Regions from separate parts of the Homo sapiens genome. Here region 2 is linked to region 1. The links are chromatin loops, found by intact Hi-C in ENCODE. Cell type or tissue: breast epithelium. All regions are shown on one strand. Links, peaks and the distances in the headings refer to the core of each region. The heading gives the core; the rest is flanking DNA. Region 1 has its middle 49 kb from the start of MIR4422. Region 2 overlaps PRKAA2 (protein kinase AMP-activated catalytic subunit alpha 2).

Region 1 (10,130 bases), core at 1-8,000:
AACATCAAAGATCACTGATCACAGATCATCATAATAACAGATATAATGATAATAAAGAAGTTTAAAATTTTGCAAGAATTACCAAAATGTGGCACAGACACACAAAGTGAGCACTTGCTGTTGGGAAAATGGTGCCAATAGACTTGCTAGATGCAGGGTTGCCACAAACCTTCAGTATGTAAAAAATGCAACATTGACAAAGTGCAATAGAACAAAGTACAGCTTTACTAGAAAAGTTACCCAATTATGAATTGTTAATTGAACTCAGCCATCAGAAGTTGCCAACAAACAGGCCAGGCACAGTGGCTCATGCCTGTAATCCCAGCACTTCGGGAGGCAGAGGCAGGCGGATCACCTGAGGTCAGGAGTTCGAGACCAACATGACAAAACCCTATCTCTACTAAAAATGCAAAAAAAAAAAAAAATAGCAGGGCACTGTGGCGCACCTGTAATCCCAGCTATTCAGGAAGCTGAGGCAGGAGAATTGCTTGAACTGGAGAGGAGGAGGTTGCAGTGAGCTGAGATCACACCACTGCACGCCAGCCTGTGCAAAAGAGCAAAACTGCCTCAAAAAAAAAAAAAGTTGCCAGTAAATGGCAAAGTAGTTGCAGAAATTGATCAGAAAGAGATCACATGTTGGAGATGATGAAAAAAAAAGGGTACTCGGTGGCTTGTTCCTATTTCCAAAGTTCCAGAAGGAACTGTTAAAGCAAATAAATTAAGAACCATCCCCTCAGATCATGTATACATTCACCTCTCATCAGAATCTGAGCTTTATGAGAGAAAAGATAATTTTGTTCCCTTCTGTATCCTCAGAACCTAGAACACTGCTTGGCACAGAGTAGGTGCTCAAGAAAAAACACTATTGAATGGATTCATATTAACCCATATGATGGCAGCACAGAGGCGGCAGGAGAGATCATGGGGAACCCAAAATCACTGTTAAAAGTTGTACAAGGCCGGGCGCAGTGGCTCATGCCTATAATCCCAGCACTTTGGGAGGCCGAGGCGGGGTGGATCACCTGAGGTCAGGAGTTATAGACAAGCCGACCAACATGGTGAAACCCCATCTCTACTAAATACAAAAAAATTAGCCAGCATGGTGGCCCGTGCCTGTAATCCCAGCTACTTGGGAGGCTGAGGCAGGAGAATTGCTTGAACCTGGGAGGCAGAGGTTGCAGTGAGCCGAGATTGCGCCATTTGCACCCCAGCCTGGGCAACAAGAGCGAAAATCTGTCTCAAAAGAAAAAAAAAATTGTACAAATATGACACAAAAACTGTTTCAGGTAAATTTAAATGTTCAAAATTATATCCAATTTTAGAAACACATTTATCCTTTTTCTTATATCTTTCCCCCAAAATAATTATTATATAGTCCTAGTTGGGCATGGTGACTCACGCCTGTAATCCTAGCACTTTGGGAGTCCAAGGTGGGAGGATCACTTGAGGCCAGGAGTTCAAGGCCAGGAGCTCAAGGCTGCAGTGCTGCTGCACTCCAGTTGGGCAACAAAGCAAGACCTTGTCTCAAACAAATACACGTACATACATATATATATATGAAATATACTGATAATTAATATACAATGCCCTTCCTCTTCCATCATCTCTAATAATAATAATATGACATAGAGAATACTAGTAATTAATGCACAATACATCACATAAATTGATGAAAACAGCTAACAGGTTGTTACCATTTTTTCTGCGAATGGGCCAGTGAAATCTGTTGAACAAAAGGAAACAGAAGAGCATGTGTGTGGTAGAACACAGAGGCCAGGAAGGGGCTCGAAGAAAGGAACTGAGAGAAGATGGGGCAAGAGGAGGCTGACACCAGAGGAGGAAATTTCCAAGGGGTGGTGGGTTAGAAGAGGTTCAGGAGGGGTATCTGCGAGCAGGGGAGGAAACATTCTGAGCAGCTCAGCTGCAGAACCTTTGCTCCCTCATCCCTGGGACTCCCAGCCACTCTGCTATGCGGCTCTCTCCCAGGGACTACTTGATGGTCTTTTTGACTTTTTCCTGAATGTTCCACCTTATTTTTAATCATGGTTATTCTACAAAGCAATTACTCCACCCCATCCCCTTACTATAGGAAGCTAATTCTAAAAAAATTAATCAACTTTTAAAATAAGAATGCGCAGGATGAAGTCTTCACTAAAGTCTGTTAAAAAAAGGAGATGGCTATCTTCAGGGAGTGATTAATCGCAGCCTTTGCTATGCTTGACTAAATCACCCCTTGAAGCACTATTGATTCCTAACATTGGTGACGGGAGAACGCATCAGCCACCGTCACAGTTGTGCGCATGTCCACAAGAGGGCAGTGGTGCATGCAGTCAGAACCCAAGTTCTCACCCTGGCCTCAGCCGCTGGGATCAGAATTAGGGACTGCGATATAAGATCCAGAGTCAGAGAGCGAAGATCATCTCACACACACATGCTCACACACACAGGCGCACACACACGCACACACACAACACGTGGAGCACGGAGGCCCAGGGAGAAGGACTCGCCTATGGTCTCACAGAGACAAATTGCAGAGCTAGGCCTCCCTCCCTTCATCAGTTGTTCCCTGGGGAGTTGCTGTTAACAGACATGCTGGGGCCCACCCAGACCCAGTGAGTCAGAATCTCCAGGTGGGGCCCAGGCCTCAGTTTTTTAAAGCACCCCAGGGTTAAGAAGTCCTGCTATCTCCATGGTTGCCTCTCAACAAAAGGGAGAGAAAAGAGAGAAATATGAGTCTTCTATACCTTAGCAAGTGTCAAGACACTAAATGGGGCAGGAGAGGGGGAGGCAATAAATTACGCAATATTAAGAGAAAATGAATACAAAACAGAGTATAAGTCAAGGCCCCAGCAAACAGTCAAGGTCCTACTCAAATGGGGTACCTTGGGGAGAGTTAACAAAGGAATTGCAAATGTATAGTCAGGATGTAGAGAAACCTTAAATCAGTATCTGTGGGGGCAGTGACCCCCAGGCCAAAGGGAGTGGTTATGGGAATCTAGGGACAAGGCGGGCTGGGTGGCTTCCCACCACCTGGCAGGAGCTGTGATCTTCAGTAGAGGGAAGCAGCCAGGGGAATTAATACGCAAACCCACTCTTCCCCACTCTCTGAGTCCCTGCCAGTGCTCCCTGGGCCAAACTCAACCAGAAGCCAAAAGGCAAGGCAGCCATTGAGAGTCCCTAGAGATCTGCTCCTGAGGCACTGAACAGGCTGACCAAGGACAGAGAGTGCTTCGGTGACACACGCAATCACTGTTCAAGCGTTTGTCCATTCAACAAAAGTTGAATGAGCATTGCTAGATACAGACAGTATTGCGTGTAAAACGACTTTCACTTCTATTCCTCTGTGGATGAGGAATAGACATTTTTTTGCTGGTTTGAATGCAATATAGGCAAAGTCTCTTCTGGGAAAACAATAATAGGGCTTTAGTTAGAAGAAGAGTAATGCCTAAATATTCTTACTTCTTGGATTTGTTTTAATATAGCAATGAGCAACTTTCTTTAGAATTGGAAAATAGGAAAAAGTTTTCATTAAGTTACCATACAATAGGGTTGGTAACTTCCTGATTGGAACTACAGAATCTCCTTTCTGAGGCTTAGAAAAAAGATATATGTTCTTTAGATTTATTATACAATTTCTGCCTGTTCAAAGAAGTTTCATATATATATTTCATATACATTATCTTGCCCCTAACCTCCCTCCATCAGGGCATTTATCTGATCCTGGAGGTGGAGTCAGGGGTTTACAGTTGAGAACTCAGCAAAATTGAGTCTCAGTTCTCCATGACCTCACTGGATAACCTTGGCCCAGTCACTTCCCCCATCATAACATGACAGAGCTGGATGAGACGTGTAGGTTTCAAACATTTTTTAGCAGGAGGACTTAAAAAAAAAACTTACATGGCAACCAACAATATAACAGATTTAGTAACTCTTCACTTGTTGAAACAGACTCCCTCTTACCCTGTGGCTAAAAACTCCTGTGGAAATTCCAGAGAATTTTTCAAATTCCTTCCAGGACTGTGTTCTATGAAATATTAGTTCCATGACATAGTAATATTAGCATTTGGGGGGGAAGTAGGGGTATCAGCAAAGTTCAACAGATTCTCTTTGCTGTGGGAATTTTCGGGGACTTTAATATGGTAAAGTGTTTTGTCAATCTCTAGTCTGGTGATTTACTATATAGTTGGAGAAACAATGATCCAGACAAATTTCTTTTGATTTTTTTTTTTACCACAATCCACAGTCAGAAATACACTTTCTATCATGCGTGACTCAACACACACACAGAGTTACACACATACACACATTTCACAAAACAGTATCTTTACCGCATTCTTATACTGTCTAGTCTATTTCTTTCATTTTTTAAATGTTTAGATTGTGTGTGAGCGTGTACATGAATGGGTGTGTGTGGGTGGATGGGTGTGTGTCACTGGGTCATAGTGCAAAATTTATTTCTCACTGTAGGCTACAGTCACAAGTGTGTGAAAGCTGCTATCTTGGCAACTCAGCTCTAAGACTCCACCCGTGCAGGCCGCAGGCTGCTTGTGGGTCTCCGAGACACAGATTAACTGATTCCTTCTAGGGCTTAAAACATGGGAGCCTCTGTGCCTGTCCTCACAGCTGAGTTGGGCCAAAGAATGTGGGCAGGATGGAGTGAAGAAAGCTGGCACTGCCCTGGTCTGGGAGGTACGGTCAGGAACAAAGACAGAGTTTGTTTCAAAGGCTGCCAATCCCGCTTCATTCACAGGCACTAAATTCATTCCGCCTTCGTTGCCCTGTAGGAGGTCCCCCCTCACCCCGCGGACCCGCCAGGCACTTCCACAAGGGGTTAGTGTCAGATCTGGGCAGCTCTCCCTGCCTGATGTGATGGGCATTCAGGTTGCCTGTGAGAATCGGAAACAGAGTCGCGCTTGTCACTTGAAAAACAACATCTGTCCCCCACCGCCCCACGTGCTCCCTGCTCCCACTCTGACCCTGAGGAGGACCCAGAAAACAAACATGTCTTGAGGTGTGTCAGTGGCAGGAAGGGTGCTGGCCAGCCCAGCTGCTGTGTGCGGGTCCCCGGTGGTCGTCCTGCTCCACTCTCTTTTCCTCACCCCCTCTCCTTACTTCTTGTACGGGGCATCTGAAAGGACCACCTTCCCAGAGTCAGCCTCCCAGAGCAATAGGAGGCTACGCTGGGTCTGGCACCACCCTGAACCTTAAGCAATAATCTGGTGGCATTTTCTTTCATACAGATGGGGAAAATGAGGCTTAGAGAGGTTGTCGCTCAAGTCCGTCTGGTGCCAAGTTCAGGAGCTTCTAAGGCATGGAGAAGAGGGAGGTAGCAGGGACAGCAGATCAAACTTGAGTAAGGCCAGGGCAGTCTCGGGCTTAGGCAAAGTGGCCAGGGTTTCGCAGAATTAAGACCCAAGGGGTTGAGAAGTGGGCAGTTGAATGCAGGCACACTGAGAGTCGTGAGCTGGAGGCAAGAGCACACATTTTACCATCATATAGACCCAATTGTTTTAATTAACAGACTTTATTTTTTGAGAGCAGTTTTAGATTTATAGCAAAATTGAGCAGAAAATACGGAGCTCCCCCATGCTCTTCCCCACCACACACACAGCCCACCCCCACCCCAAGGTCCCCCACCAGGGTTACATTTGGTAGAATGATGAAACAACATAAATACATCATTATTACCCAAAGTCTGTAGTTTACATTAGGGTTCACTCATTGTATTGTACATTTTATGGGTTTGTACAGGTGTATAATGGCAAGTATCCACCATTGTCATATCATACAGAATAGTTTTCCCAGCCTAAAATCCCTGTGCTCCACCTATTCATCCCACCTTCCCCCCAGCCTCTAGAAACCACTGATCTTTGTACTGTTTCCATAGTTTTGTGTTTTCTAGAATGCCATATAGTTGAAATCATAAAGTCTGTAGCCTTTTCAGATTACTCAGAGCCAGTGTTTTAACCTTTATAAAAGTATATATGGACAACATTCACTTCAGGGAAGATGAAGAAAACATACGTTTCCTTATTTCTCCTAAATACAAATAAAAACCTTGACATTGTATACATAAAGCAAACTTTAAAAGACTCTGAAAGGTGGAGTGAAGAAGGCAGACCAGCTGGGGACCTCAGGAACTAAGAAACAACACAATCATGAGTTCTCTGGGTTTTCTTTTTGCGTCATGTATTCCAGACTTGGAGCTAAAGAAGCCCTTGACATGGAAACATCAATGGATGCAGACCAGAAAAGCCCCAACAGAAGTCTGCTCTGTCCAGCCGAAGGACCAGGAGAGCAGCAGCCTAAAAAGACAGAAAGCCTTTGAATAAAAATCACTTTTGTGTAAGATGTGAGTACTAAAACATAAAATAAGTAAAAAAAAAAAAAAGTAAAAACCACTGTACTCTAGCCAAACACCACAGGAAACACACACACACACACATACACACACACACACACACACACACACACACACACACACACAAACCTGTGGCCCTACCCCCAGTGTGCCAGCAAAGGTGGAGCCGGGAGTCTAGATTTCTACCTTTGCCAACCTGAAAAGGGACACCCCAAACCCCTACTGGGATGGTATCAAAGAGGGCCAAGTAAGGAGCTGGGACTTTCACCCCTGCCAGGTGGTAGCAAGTACCCTTGACATGAGGGTATCAGTAAAGACCACATGGAGCCTGAATTTCCAACCCCACCCAGCAGTGATGAGGTGTCCTTTCATCTCCCCGCTGGAACAGTCAATGGAAATAGAGTCGCCACCTCCCAACAGGTAAAGGCTCCCCTCCCCACACGGTGTCAGTGAGGCCACATGTGGAGCACTAACAAGGCCTTCCAATCCTTCCCAGCCAGGGAGGTATCAGTGGAGGCCTAGTGGATGGCCAGCACTCCCACCTCTGCGCAGTAGTAACAAGGAGGCCCTTGCCCTTTGAGTACCAACAGAGGCTGGGTAGGGAACTGTGACCTCTATTACCCTCCTGGCAGTAATAAGACAGCACTTTCTTATTACTCATTTCTCAGCAGACCAGTATCAGAGGAAGCCAGCTAAAACAAAAAGTTTAAATAAGATCCAGAATCTCATAATACCCAAAATGTCAGATTTCCATTAAAAACCACTCACTTTACCAAGAACCAAAAGATCTCAAATTGAATGAAAAACATAATCAGTAAATGCCAAATCACCAAGATGACAGAGATGTTAGAATATTCTGCTGAAGATTTAAAGTAGTCGTTATAAAAAATGTTTTAATAAGCAATTGAAACAAGTGAAAAAATAGTCTCAGCAAACAAATAGAAAGTCTCGCCAAAGAAAGGTAAGATGTGAAGAACCACACGGAAATGTTATAGCTGAAAACTATGATAACTACACCAAGAGTAAACACTAATATATATTATGAACTTTGAATGATAATGATGTGTCAATGTAAGTTCATTGATTCTAACAGATATACCACTCTGGTGCAGGATGCCAACGTGGGGTGGGGGGGCAGTGCTGTGGATGCATGGGGATAGAGAATATATGGTAACTCTCTGCATTTTCTACTCAGTTTTGCTGTGAGTCTAAACTTTTCTTTTCTCTTTTTTTGAGACAAGAGTTTCGCTTTGTTGCCCAGGCTGGAGTGCAATGGCACAATCTCGGCTCACGGCAACCTCCGCCTTCCAGGTTCAAGCGATTCTCCTGCCTCAGCCTCCCAAGTAGCTGGGATTACAGACATTCAGCACCACGCCTGGCTAATTTGTATTTTTAGTAGAGATGGGGTTTCTCTATGTTGGTCAGGCTAGTCTTGAACTCTTGACCTCAGGTGATCTGCCTGCCTCGGCCTCCCAAAGTGCTGGGATTACAGGCGTGAGCCACCACGCCCAGCCACTGTGAGTCTAAACTTTTCTAAAAAATAAAATTAATTTTGTAAAATATATAATGACCAAAATTATAAAAATCAATCAATGGGTTCAAGAGCATAATGAACCACACAGAGGAAAGGATCAATAAACTGTAAACTGAGAGATAGAACAATAGAAATTATACCATCTGAGCAACAAAAAAAGAACAGCCAAAAAAAGAAAAGAAAAGAAAGAAAGAAGAGCCTCAGGGACTTAGTCTGTTCAGGCCGCTATAACAAAATACCATAAGCTAGGTGACGTATAAACAACAGAAAGTTATTTCTCACCGTTCTAGAGTCTGGGAAGTTCAACATCAAAGTATCCAGATTCAATGTCTGGTGAGGGCCCACCTCCTGGTTCATAGAACAGCACCTTCTCACTGTCTCCTCCCATGATGGAAGAGACAAGGCAGCTCTCTGGGGTCCCTTTTCTAAGGCCACTAATAATCCCAGCACTTTGGGAGGCTGAGACAGGCAGATCACCTGAGGCCAGGAGTTCGAAACCAGCCTGGCCAACATGGTGAAACCCTGTCTCTGTTAAAAATGCAAAAATTAGCTGTGTGTGGTGGCATATGCCTGTAATCCCAGATACTCAGGAAGCTGAGGCAGGAGAATCACTTGAACCTGGGAGGCAGAGATTGCAGTGAGCCGAAATCATGCCACTGCACTCCAGCCTGGGCTACAGAACAAGACTCCATCTCAAAAAAAGTCTCTTCATTCAAATTGGTGAAATGATTACGCCAGTAAACTGTGATAAGTTACGTACATATAATATAATACCTAGAGAGATCATTAAACAGCTACACAAAGAGATGTAATCAAAAACACTATAAATAAATCAAAATAGAAGTCTAAAAATAAATTTAAATAATCCACAGCAACAAAGGCAGTGAAAAGAAAACAAAGAAATGAAAAACAGAGTACATACAGAAAACAAAACGTAAAGTGGCTGACTTACCATCTCAGTAATTACATGTAATGTAAATGGTCTACGTACTCAATTAAAAGATAGAGATTGGGCCAGACGCAGTGGCTCACATCTGTAATTCCAGCACTTTGGGAGGCCGAGGTGGGCAGATCACTTAAGGCCAGAAGTTTGACACCAGCCTGGCCAACATTGGGAAATCCTGTCTCTACTAAAAATACAAAAATTAGCCAGACATGGTGGCGCACATCTGTAGTCCCAGCTACTCTGGAGGCTGAGGCATGAGAATTGCTTGAACCCAGGTGGCAGAGGTTGCCACGAGTCTAGATTCTGCCACTGCACTCCAGTCTGGGTGACAGTGCAAGAGTTTGTATCAAAAGGAAAGAGATTGGTATAGGGGATTTTAAAACGCGAGCCAAGTCCATGCTATCTGTAAGAAACTCACTTCAAATACAACAAAAGTAAATGACAGATTAAAAGTAAAAGGATAAGCCAGGCATAGTGGCTCATGCCTGTAATCCTAACATTTTGGGAGGCTGAGGTGGGAGGATTGCTTGAGACCAGGAGTTCAAGACCTGCCTGGACAACATAGCAAGACCTCATCTCTACTAAACATTTAAAAAAATAATAAATTAGCCGTGCATGGTGGCACATACCTGTCATCCTAGCTACTCGAGAGGCTAAGGTGGGTGGATCACTTGAACCTGGAGGGTTGAGACTGCACTCCAGCCTGAGCAACAGAGCATGACCCTATCTCAAAAAAATTTTTGAAAAATAAATTAATAAATAAAAAGTAAAAGGATGGGGAAGGAACATCATGCAAACATTAATCAAAAGAAAGTAGATGTAACTATATTCATATCAGATAACATGAACTTCAGAAAAAAAAATAAAATTACTGGAGACAGAGAGGGGCGTTACATAATAATTAAACAGCCAATCCACCAAGAAAACATTGCAATCCTAAATGTATATGTACCAAACAATAGAGTTGCAAAATATGTGAAGTAAAAATTGATAGAACTGAAAAAAGAAATACACAAATTCACAATTTTAGTTGGAGATTTTAACACCATTCTCTCAACTATTGATAGAACAACTAGATAGAAAGTCAGCAAGGATGTAGAACTCAACAACCCTATGAACCAACAGGACCCGAATGATGTAGAGAGAATGCTTCACCCAACAGCTGCAACGGAACACACATTATCTTCAGGAGCCCATGGAACATACATCAAGATAGACCATATCCTAAGCCAATAAAAAAAAAAACTCAACAAATTTAAAAGAATTGAAAATCATACAGAGTGTGTTAT
Region 2 (9,535 bases), core at 1-8,000, 1.4 Mb before region 1:
GTAAGGAAGCGATTACTTTAAGTAAAGGAAAAATCTGTCTTGTATTTCTGATCTCATTTGGTATAGGTTGATCTTGTAATATATGATCCAAACACAGGACACTTCTAAGAGTGGAAGGAGGCACTCTTAATCATAATAATAAATAGTTATAGATAGATACATTAGTTATAAACAGACAATACCCTGGGCAAAAGGAGATATTTGGTCACACTAATTTGGAGAAGTAGGTACCTGTAATCTAAGCTGCGTATTCTGGAACTATTTATTTGTGGTCAACAGATTTCAGTGCATTAGAAAGTGATGTGCTGCAGATGTATAGGTCAGTTTGTCAGGAAAAGATACCCAAGGTCAGGAATTGAATTTCTCAGGAGTTTCTAACAAAATGCCTGCCTGCCTGTGAATACAAAAGGAGACTGGGAATTGCCCCCAACTGGATACAGTCAATTCCTACTACTTTGAAATAACATGTAGTATAGCTATATATAAGAATACATAAGCTCACACAGAGAAAAAGCATGGAAAGAGTGTCATCTAGAAATGATAGGTATGTAAGAATATTATAAGCTTTAAGGCACTACACAGAGGTTTTAGTAATGGAACAGTTAACTACCATCTATGGTGCTTAATTCATACCTATGTTACAACCTCATCCAGCAGGGCTCATTCTAGTACAATTAAATAACGGTTGTGCAAACACTGGGGTCTGTCTGGGGATAGGGTGCGGGGAGGGAGAGTATTAGAAAGGATGGCTAATGCATGCTGGGCTTAATACCTAGGTGATGGGTTGACAGGTGCAGTAAACCACTATGGCACACATTTACCTATGCAACAAACCTGCACATCCTGCACATGTACCCCATACCTAAAAAGAATAATTTTAAAAAAGATTTGAGAGAAAAAATAATAATAATGGTTGTGAAAACACTTTGAAAGTATAATCATACCAAACAAATGTGAGATTGCACCATTTTACTATTATTTTCTTAAACGACTTTCCTTTAACTGCATACTTTCCTATTTTCTCTTCCTGTATGTGTTATTTAACTAGTCAATAGTATCTTGAGTTAATTTTGAAGTTACTATATTATATCCTCCATTAATTTTGTTATGAAAAATAACAACTATGCAAGAATGGTCTGATTAGTAATTTCTCATTTCAGTACGACAAAGAGATTATTGTCATCAATACAGCAGTGGCCTGTTCCAATAATTCAAGAAATGGAATATTTGATTTGCCAATAAGTCCTGGAGAAGAATTGGAAGTCATTGATACCACCGAACAAAATCTAGTGATATGTCGTAATTCTAAAGGCAAATGTAAGTTTATTTGCTTATCTTTCATAATATTTCATTCTTTTTAAAAAATCTTAAAATGCTTTAAAAAAACATTTTCTCTATAACTTTCAAATTAACGGTGACTTTTGTTTCTATTAGATGGATATGTGCTCATTGAACATCTAGATTTCAAGTAAGCTGTTTGATTTTATACTTTAAATCATGAGTTCCTAATACATTGTTGTATACATTAGTCTCAAGAGAAGACTACTGAATTTATTGAAATTCAGGATAAGTTTTAAAAATTAGACATGCAGTGCCCTATTCTATAAGGATTATGTTGGAAGAGACTTTATTACTGTCTCTCCTGAGTATGCTATCAAACTTCTCTACACAGCTTTATAAACATTTTAAAAGAACACAAACATATTAAACTAGATCAGAAATTCCCTAGAAATCTCCCACTCAACTGTTTCATTGTCCTATATTTTAAAATGTTTGCATATTTTTATTTTTTCACAGGCATCAAAGTTGGTCACCTTAGAAAAATCAAGATCAAATGCTATGGACTGCACAAAGGAGAACTAGTCCTAAGATCCTAGTCCTGCGTTACATCAGTTTCAGTTTACATGTCAAAATTTTGAGATGGTGGAATCTGTGGAAACTTTCGTTCTGAACTTAAAAGAGAAAAATAAAAACAAATCCTCAACATTTAGATGTTGGTTTTACTCCTAAAAGGTTATCTTTCAATGTCTATTTCAGTATCTACTTCACTGTCAGTTCAAGAGAATGTGAAACAGTATGTGTTAGCATTTGAGCACTTATTTAATGAGCCATATCCAAAGTTAGAAATCATGCCTTATGGCACCTAGTCAGTTGTGCAGATGGTTAGTTTGCTTCTAATATTAGTATATGAGCATTTGTAATTTCTAGATGTTGTGCACTCAAACTTGGTATAATTTAATTCTGAACAGTAAACAGTGTAACCAAGGTCTTTTAAATACTCAAGTTTAAGGTATAATCTTAATTATGGCTCAGTCTTTAAAAAAGTATAAATGTCCTTTTACTTTATCACAAAAATAAACTCATATGAATACTGTTCCACATTTGTTTCTTTTGGGAATAGTTTGCAGAAAAATAATTTATTCCTAAATTCACCCATCATTTTAAGAAGTGCCCAAATGTATTTAACAAAATAATATATATGCTGTATTACTTTAAAACATCTTTTTGTCCAAAATAAGAACAATTGTCATTATTTTGTCTATGCCCAAATAACTATTCAAATAATAGCATTCATATGTACTTTCATTTATATGGAATTAAATAAAAATTTAAAAGCTGACATCTATTCTGTTTTTTAAATGAGGTGCACTGCATGTCAATAAGAGAAATAAATTCTACATATGCATTTAACAGTTTAAAATTTTTGAAAGTGGCTTTTTCAGCGCTGAAAAACTGAAGAATTTCACTCAGTTCTTTAAGCAGGGTTATTCTGGCCTTCACAAGTGTGATGGAATTTGTTTCCATGGCCTTGTTCTTTATATTGAGGCCATTTTTTTTTTAAGCTTCTAGGTTCTTTTATCTTCCTTTTCATGTTCCAAATGACATTTGTCAATAAAGGCCAAACTTATTCTAAAAGACAGGAATCAAAGATATTCAAAAAGTTCAGAGTTTAGAGAAGGAGATCTGTAGAGATTATTACAAATAACGTAATTAAACAAGATATGAATGGAACAGCTAAAGGATTAAAAAATATTTTACAGAGAAGGTAACACTGAAGCTTCGTCTTTAAATATGTTATGTTTATTTATTAGACAAGGCACAGAGATGATTGATGGAAGATCCATGCTCTGTCTGGTGATTGATTGATTATGAAGAAATTCAAAGTAAATGGAGTGTAGAATGTCTGTCTGGTGGGGAATGGCAAGAGCTGTTTGTTTGGCATGGGGTAAGGTGGGGCTACAATGTGACAGACTTCACTTGTACCTTTTCCTTTAGAGAGTAAGGAGTCATTTAAGGGTTAAGCAGGAAGAAAATGCCAGTTATTATTTGGGGGACAGGAAGAAAATGCCAAATATTTGGGGGATGGGAAGCAATCACCAATATGGATAATAGAGGAGAGAGTAATCGTTTTTGCAATATTCTAGGCAAAAGGGCATTACAGCTTAAGACAGCAGCAACAGAAATATATGGTATAGGAGCCCCATTAGAGGTATTACAGAGGTAAAACAGAATGTCTTGGTGACTAATTAGATGTAGCGATGAGAGAGGAGGAGAATTAGGGAATGGCTTTGAGACTTCCTTTCTGGGAGATGAAATTAAGGCTGGTACCAAAGATTGGAAATTTATTTCTGCTTAGACTAGAGACCAAACTCCTCTGTTTGGACCCCCTGAACTAAATCTACTACCCAGTGAGAGGCAATTGCAGCCCTCTCCTGCTCTCCAGGACAATAATTGTAGGCACTGTAGAAGACAAGGCTAAGTATGGTCTGTGGGCAAGAAGAGTATATGACTATGTTGAGCAGAAATCTTTCATGCAGTAATCCTGTCCAACAGAGAATCATATACCATACATCACTCTTGCCACTTCACCAAGCCATTAAGCCTTTTAAATCTTGGAGTGACAGTGGGACTAAATTTGAATTCAGATAGGTTTGTCCCCTGCACTTTCTGCCTCATTACATGGCCCCTTGTTCTAATTTGACTCAGCTCTTTGCATCTCAATTTCCTTATTATTAAAACAGGGCTAGGCTGGGCGCAGTGGCTCACGCCTGTAATCCCAGTACTTTGGGAGGCTGAGGTGGGTGGATCACTTGAGGTCAGGAGTTCGATACCACCCTGGCCGATATGATGAAACCCTGTCTCTACTAAAAATACAAAAATTATCTGGGTGTGCTGGTGCACGCCTGTAATTCCAGCTACTCAGGAGGCTGAGACAGGAGAATCGCTTGAACCTGGGAGACGGAGGTTGCAGTGAGTTGAAATCACGCCACTGCACTCCAGACTGGGTGACAGAGCGAGATTCCGTCTAAAAAAAAGATAAATAATAATTAAAAAAAAAAAAAACAGAGCTAATAACTCTCATCTCGTCTACTTCACAGGGTAGTTGTTATGCTATAATGTAATAATATAAAAGTAGTCTAAAATCCTGAATACACACTACTGTATAAGTGGTGTCATTTTTGTACCTGGCTTTTTCTGAAGTTGGAAGATGCTGAAAACAAAAATACATTTTTAAAATTCAAATTGTAAGACTTGAAAGAATGGCTGTTAAGTAATTTTTTTGCATAGACAGAAAAATGTTCAGGGTTAAAAGCCTATTAAATATGGTATACTAAAGTATAAACTATTTTGTCTAATATAAACTAGTACCTAACTATTATTTATTGATATGGTATAGGTTTTTAGAAAAAAATGATTGTTTTTCTATCCTTTCTATCCATACTTAATGCAGTTATGTTTCTATTTCACTAATATCAGTCACATTTCCTCCATTCTTGGAATCAAAGCATCAAAACTATATTTTTCACATTATTAATCTGCAAGGTTTCAAAATGTAAACACCATAACTAAGACTTCAGTAATATTCTAAGCAGATGTCATCTGTCTCCTAGAAACCCTAATTGAGCATAAAGCTTCAATGGAAAGACTAAGTTTACCTTTTATTTTCAATTTTGTATAAAAATATAGTAAAGATAATGGCATCATCAGATAAAAGGCAGCATACTAAAGCACTTTACTGTAACAGAGGCTTAACACTGGCCTACTCATAAACTCACTGACATATAGGCCAGGCCCTCCAGCAACCTTAAGATGTCCCAAGACCTCCCTTCCCGCTTCTGAGTTTCTCTGTGATATACTCACTCTTCTAAGATGTCATAGCAACCTTCTTGACCAGGCCCTCTCCTGCAAATCTTCAAAACTTTTAAAAGGTATATTCTAGGGGGAAGAAATGGAAGAGGAAAAATATGAACATACAATAACAAAACTAAGAAGTGGCTGCCTCTTATTATGGGTGAGATTTTTCTGATTCTTTAAATTTCCTTCACTTTTCAAATTTCCTACAGGAAGCATCTATTATCTATGCAATTTAGGAAATAAAAAATATTTTCACTAATAAAAACAAATCCATTCTTTTCCTTCAAGTTTAGAAAAAGCAAATTGAAATCTTTACCTGTATATCCTGATTTTAATATGCTTGCATTTTTCTTTTTCATGAGGGCTAAAGTATGCTTTTCAAAAAGCACATAGTCCAGGTGGGCCCAACTTAATCACATAAGCCCTTAAAATTTGAAAAGGAAGGCAGTAAAGTCAGTCTCAGCAAGTCAGAAACATGTAGTTGAAGAGAAGGAAGAAGAGATCCAACCCATAAGCCACTTGTTGCTGGTTTTGAAGATGAAGGGAGCCAAGGGCCAAGGGATGATGGCCTCTAGAAGCTTTAAATGATTCCTAGCCAACAGCCAAAAAGGCAACAGGGACCTCAATCCTACAGCACCATGGAATGAAATTCTGCCAACAACTCAATGCAACTGGAAACAGATTCTCCTCCACAGCCCAGCCCTATCAATGCTTTGGTTTTCAGCTTGTGTGACTTGAGGCAGAAAAACCAGCTAAGCCTGCTGGGTTTCTAACATATAGAACAATAAAATAATTTGTATTTTAAGTCGTTAAGTTTGTAGTAATTTGTTACAGCAACAGTAGAAAACCAATGCAATAACTCAAGTTAAAAACTATAATGTACAACTAAGATGACAAAAATGAAAAAAGATGGTGTGAAATCACCAATGAGTATAGGCAATCTTTTCCACTAACAACTTTCCTGTAACTATTAGTTGGTGTGCAGAATACCAGCATAATGATGGAGCAGAAACAAAAATAGCTTTCAAATGAATCAGAGACTTTTAATTTGATTTTGTGAAAAAAGCTTATAAGCAATCAGACAGGCTGCTTTTCTCCTTTGTGTTTGTTACCTATGAGTTTCATATGGTGCAAACATTAATTAGGAAGAATCTGTAACTATGAAATGCTATGTAATTCAGGAAGACATCTTTTCCATATGGTTAATGAAAGACAAATCCTTCCCATATCATTTAACACTCACAAAAAGTATATAACAAACAAAACTGAAATTTGAATCGGAGTTTATTTGAACAGAAAAGCACTGGAAGTCTGTTCATTTTTTTTTCTTGAAACCAATTATAAAAAGTGGTCCCAATTTCAACAATTAAAAAAAATTTTCAATAAATACGTAATGAAGTACTTCAATGGGTCAATGTATCAACCTATGGATTTTTTTTTCTTTTTCAAAGGTATGCTAAGAATGAATGAATGCAGGATGTTTTTGAAAAAAAGTAAATATTATATCCTATATTATGATTGTCATGACACAACCAAATGGCTGTTTTCAGTTTTATTTGTTGCATTCAAAATCCACTGTATATTTAAGCATACATGACAAAGAACACAACCATTCTTCCTAAAACAATAAAGATACTATCCTTAGAGTTCACAGTTCTACAACAACTTTACATTAAATGTTCAAAACATTGTACAACCACAGATATTTGTGAACAGTCTTGAGAGCTGTATTTTGGTACATTAAGGCAGCTTCAGCCAACATTTTAAGAGATTCTGAATATTTGTTACAACACAGGACAAGTTTGATATTTGAATACTTGAGGTCTCAAGAAATATTAAATGTCACCTAACAACACCACAATTTGTGAAACTGTGATCTTACCTAAAAATCAAGATACTCATCCTATCAGTATCAAAGATACTTATTTTTTTTAAAAAAAGGAATTTACATTGAATGTGGGGATATAAACCCTGTATTTAAACAAGGGCTTTCAAACAGTTGCTCACACACATCTGTGAGGTAGGTTATTATCCACATTTTGTAAATCAAAAAACTAAATGAGGTTACGTGACTTGCTGCTGCTTCAGCAGCCAAAGGAAGAAACTGATTCCAAGTTAGATTTTGTTCTTAGCTCTGAGTTGTTTCCTTGACAAACTTTTTAAAGGGTTAAAATATAAAAACTGCCATTCATCAAATTCATTTATAAAGCATGAGAAGGTAGCCAAATGTTATGTTTACCAAGGTGACTTATAAAGTCAATCAACATGAAAGAAATAGGAAAATACATTTAGTGAACAACTTCTGATAGTGATAGGGAGAGGTTTGACCAAGGGAACTCAATCAGGCAGATGCAAACAACATGATCATTTGTAGGAGGCAGATCTAAGGAGAACTGAGAGGGATTAGAAAAAAAGAAAATATAGTTTAAACAAGTTTTTACTATTACTCTTCTTATAATTTAAGGGAGAAGGCACAATTTAGTGTTTTTTTTTTTTTTTTTTTTTAGAACAGTGGATCTCTCTTCCACTTTAGGAAAATGTTATCTGTCTAGAAAAATGGCCATTTTTGGTAGCAAAACTTAAATGTGTAACTGTGAAAAATGCACGTTTAAATTAGTAGAAAAAAAAATAACAATGCAATTCTCCTTGGCTAGAATGTTTTTGTTCCTCCTTGAAATTTTAAATCAACACAACGTAGCAACCCTCCCTGCCCACCTCAGAAAAGGTCACACTGTATGCACTGTATGAACCTTGTCAAAATTCTACGTATTATTCAAAAAAGTTTTCATGCCAGGATATTCTCCAAATTCTTTTTTCATTTTTTTTTCTGGAGAGTGCTCTATTCTAGGATTTAATTACACTTCAAACGTAATTGAAATTTACCTACCCTGCTTGTCCAAACAATCAAGAGCCACTTCCATAAAATCTAAACTACTTTAGATATAAACCATTTTTACCAAAAGTCACATCATAGTCACAACTGCAAACTGGCATTGCTATGCAAGGCTGGCAGTAAACATTAACATTAGCTTGCAAAATTAATACAGGCCTACAGTCTGATAACTCTTCTAGACCCAGCCTGATTCTTATCAGGCTATGGATGAAGAAGTTTAATTAAAACTCAATCCAGTCTAGACTGTGTGACCTGTTCTTTGTGCTATTACTGTTCAGTGGCATCAAATGCATCATAATTATAGGTGGAAAGGCTAGTAATGATGCCAGCAACTTGTTTAAATGAAGTTTTTATAATTTTTAAAGCTCAAACATAAGTACATTTCAAAGTTTTATAAGGTTTGGGAGAAACTCTATCAAGCTAATAATTCAGTGTTTGTAAATTAGAAATATATTCTATGAAAATAGTTATATCATGTAATATACATACAAAATGAAAAATCAATCTGCATATGAAATTTGGATAAGACTAATTCAGATAATAGTCAAAAACTATAACAATTTAGACAGGGACTGGGGCTAGTTTTCTTTTTCCTTTTTTTGTTTTTTTTTGAGACAGTCTTGTGCTGTCACCCAGGCTGGCATGCAGTGGCATGATCTTGGCTTATTGCAATCTCTGCCTCCCAGGTTCAAGAGATTCCCGTGCCTCAGCCTCCCGAGTAGCTGGGATTACAAGCAGCCTGTCACCACACCGGATAATTTTGGTATTTTTAGTAGAGACGAGGTTTCACCATGTTGGCCAGACTGGTCTCGAACTCCTGAACTCGGGTGATCCACCCACTTTGGCCTCCCAAAGTGCTGGGATTATAGGCATGAGCCACTACACCCAGCCTAGTTTTCCTTTTTCAAAAATGATTGTGCTATAAGAATCACATAAAATTATAAGAAGAATCATGTTTTAAAGTTTCTTCAGCATTTTTAAGCACCCTCAATAACTCAGAAATACTTATAAAAACCAATATGCTAATCATAAATACTTCAGATAATTACATCTCGTTAGTACAATCAACTGCTTAAAATAAACTAAGAACTATTTATTTAAGACTACTTTATGTCACTCTAAGACTTGAAAGCAATACATCTGTGTTTATTTTTACTACTCAACCACTCTGATGTTTTATTAATTCAGACTGTTCTTCCCCAGAGGAAAGGTGGTTTCCTATAAAGAGCAATTGATCACTGCTGGATACTTGTATGGTGTTAAAGCTTTATGAAGAGCTTTCTGGTCCTGCTTCCTCATCTGGAAATGGCAAAAATGCTTTCTCTGGTTACCTCTCAAAGTTATCGTAATAGTAAGTAAACAATATGAAGGGTCTCTAGATCGAAAAATCACTATAAAAAATATATGGAACACTTTCATCACTCCAAATTTGTAATGCTTTGCTTCATGCCAAATGGATGTGATGTTTCACCGTGTTTGGTTTTCTGGATGATTTTTGCCATTTGC

The links. Peaks named below come from ENCODE experiments on the same cell type or tissue, not always from the same donor. Only the 100,000 strongest peaks of a DNase experiment are listed, where the experiment ranks them.
Region 2: it touches region 1 in a loop (13-fold over the local background); 66 of 110 quality-filtered maps call a loop at or near these places.

Annotation. Positions count from the first base shown.
Region 1 is chr1:55,269,903-55,280,032 of GRCh38, reverse strand. No RefSeq gene overlaps it. Among named protein-coding and RNA genes, the nearest start is that of MIR4422, 49 kb to the right of the region's middle. RefSeq lists a silencer at 2,240-2,389. In breast epithelium, for the core only: a CTCF peak has its summit at 2,288 (motif pointing right); DNase peaks (open chromatin) are centred at 2,332 and 4,722; H3K4me3 peaks cover 386 bases; H3K27ac peaks cover 1,281 bases.
Region 2 is chr1:56,711,955-56,721,489 of GRCh38, reverse strand. PRKAA2 (protein kinase AMP-activated catalytic subunit alpha 2) reads right to left here. Exons shown (of 9, transcript NM_006252.4): 9 at 6,155-9,535. It overlaps FYB2 (FYN binding protein 2), which reads left to right. Exons shown (of 20, transcript NM_001004303.5): 18 at 1,161-1,317; 19 at 1,435-1,468; 20 at 1,798-2,701. The coding sequence ends at 1,819. Among named protein-coding and RNA genes, the nearest start is that of PRKAA2, 71 kb to the right of the region's middle. In breast epithelium, for the core only: no CTCF peak of the experiment used is centred there; no DNase peak of the experiment used is centred there.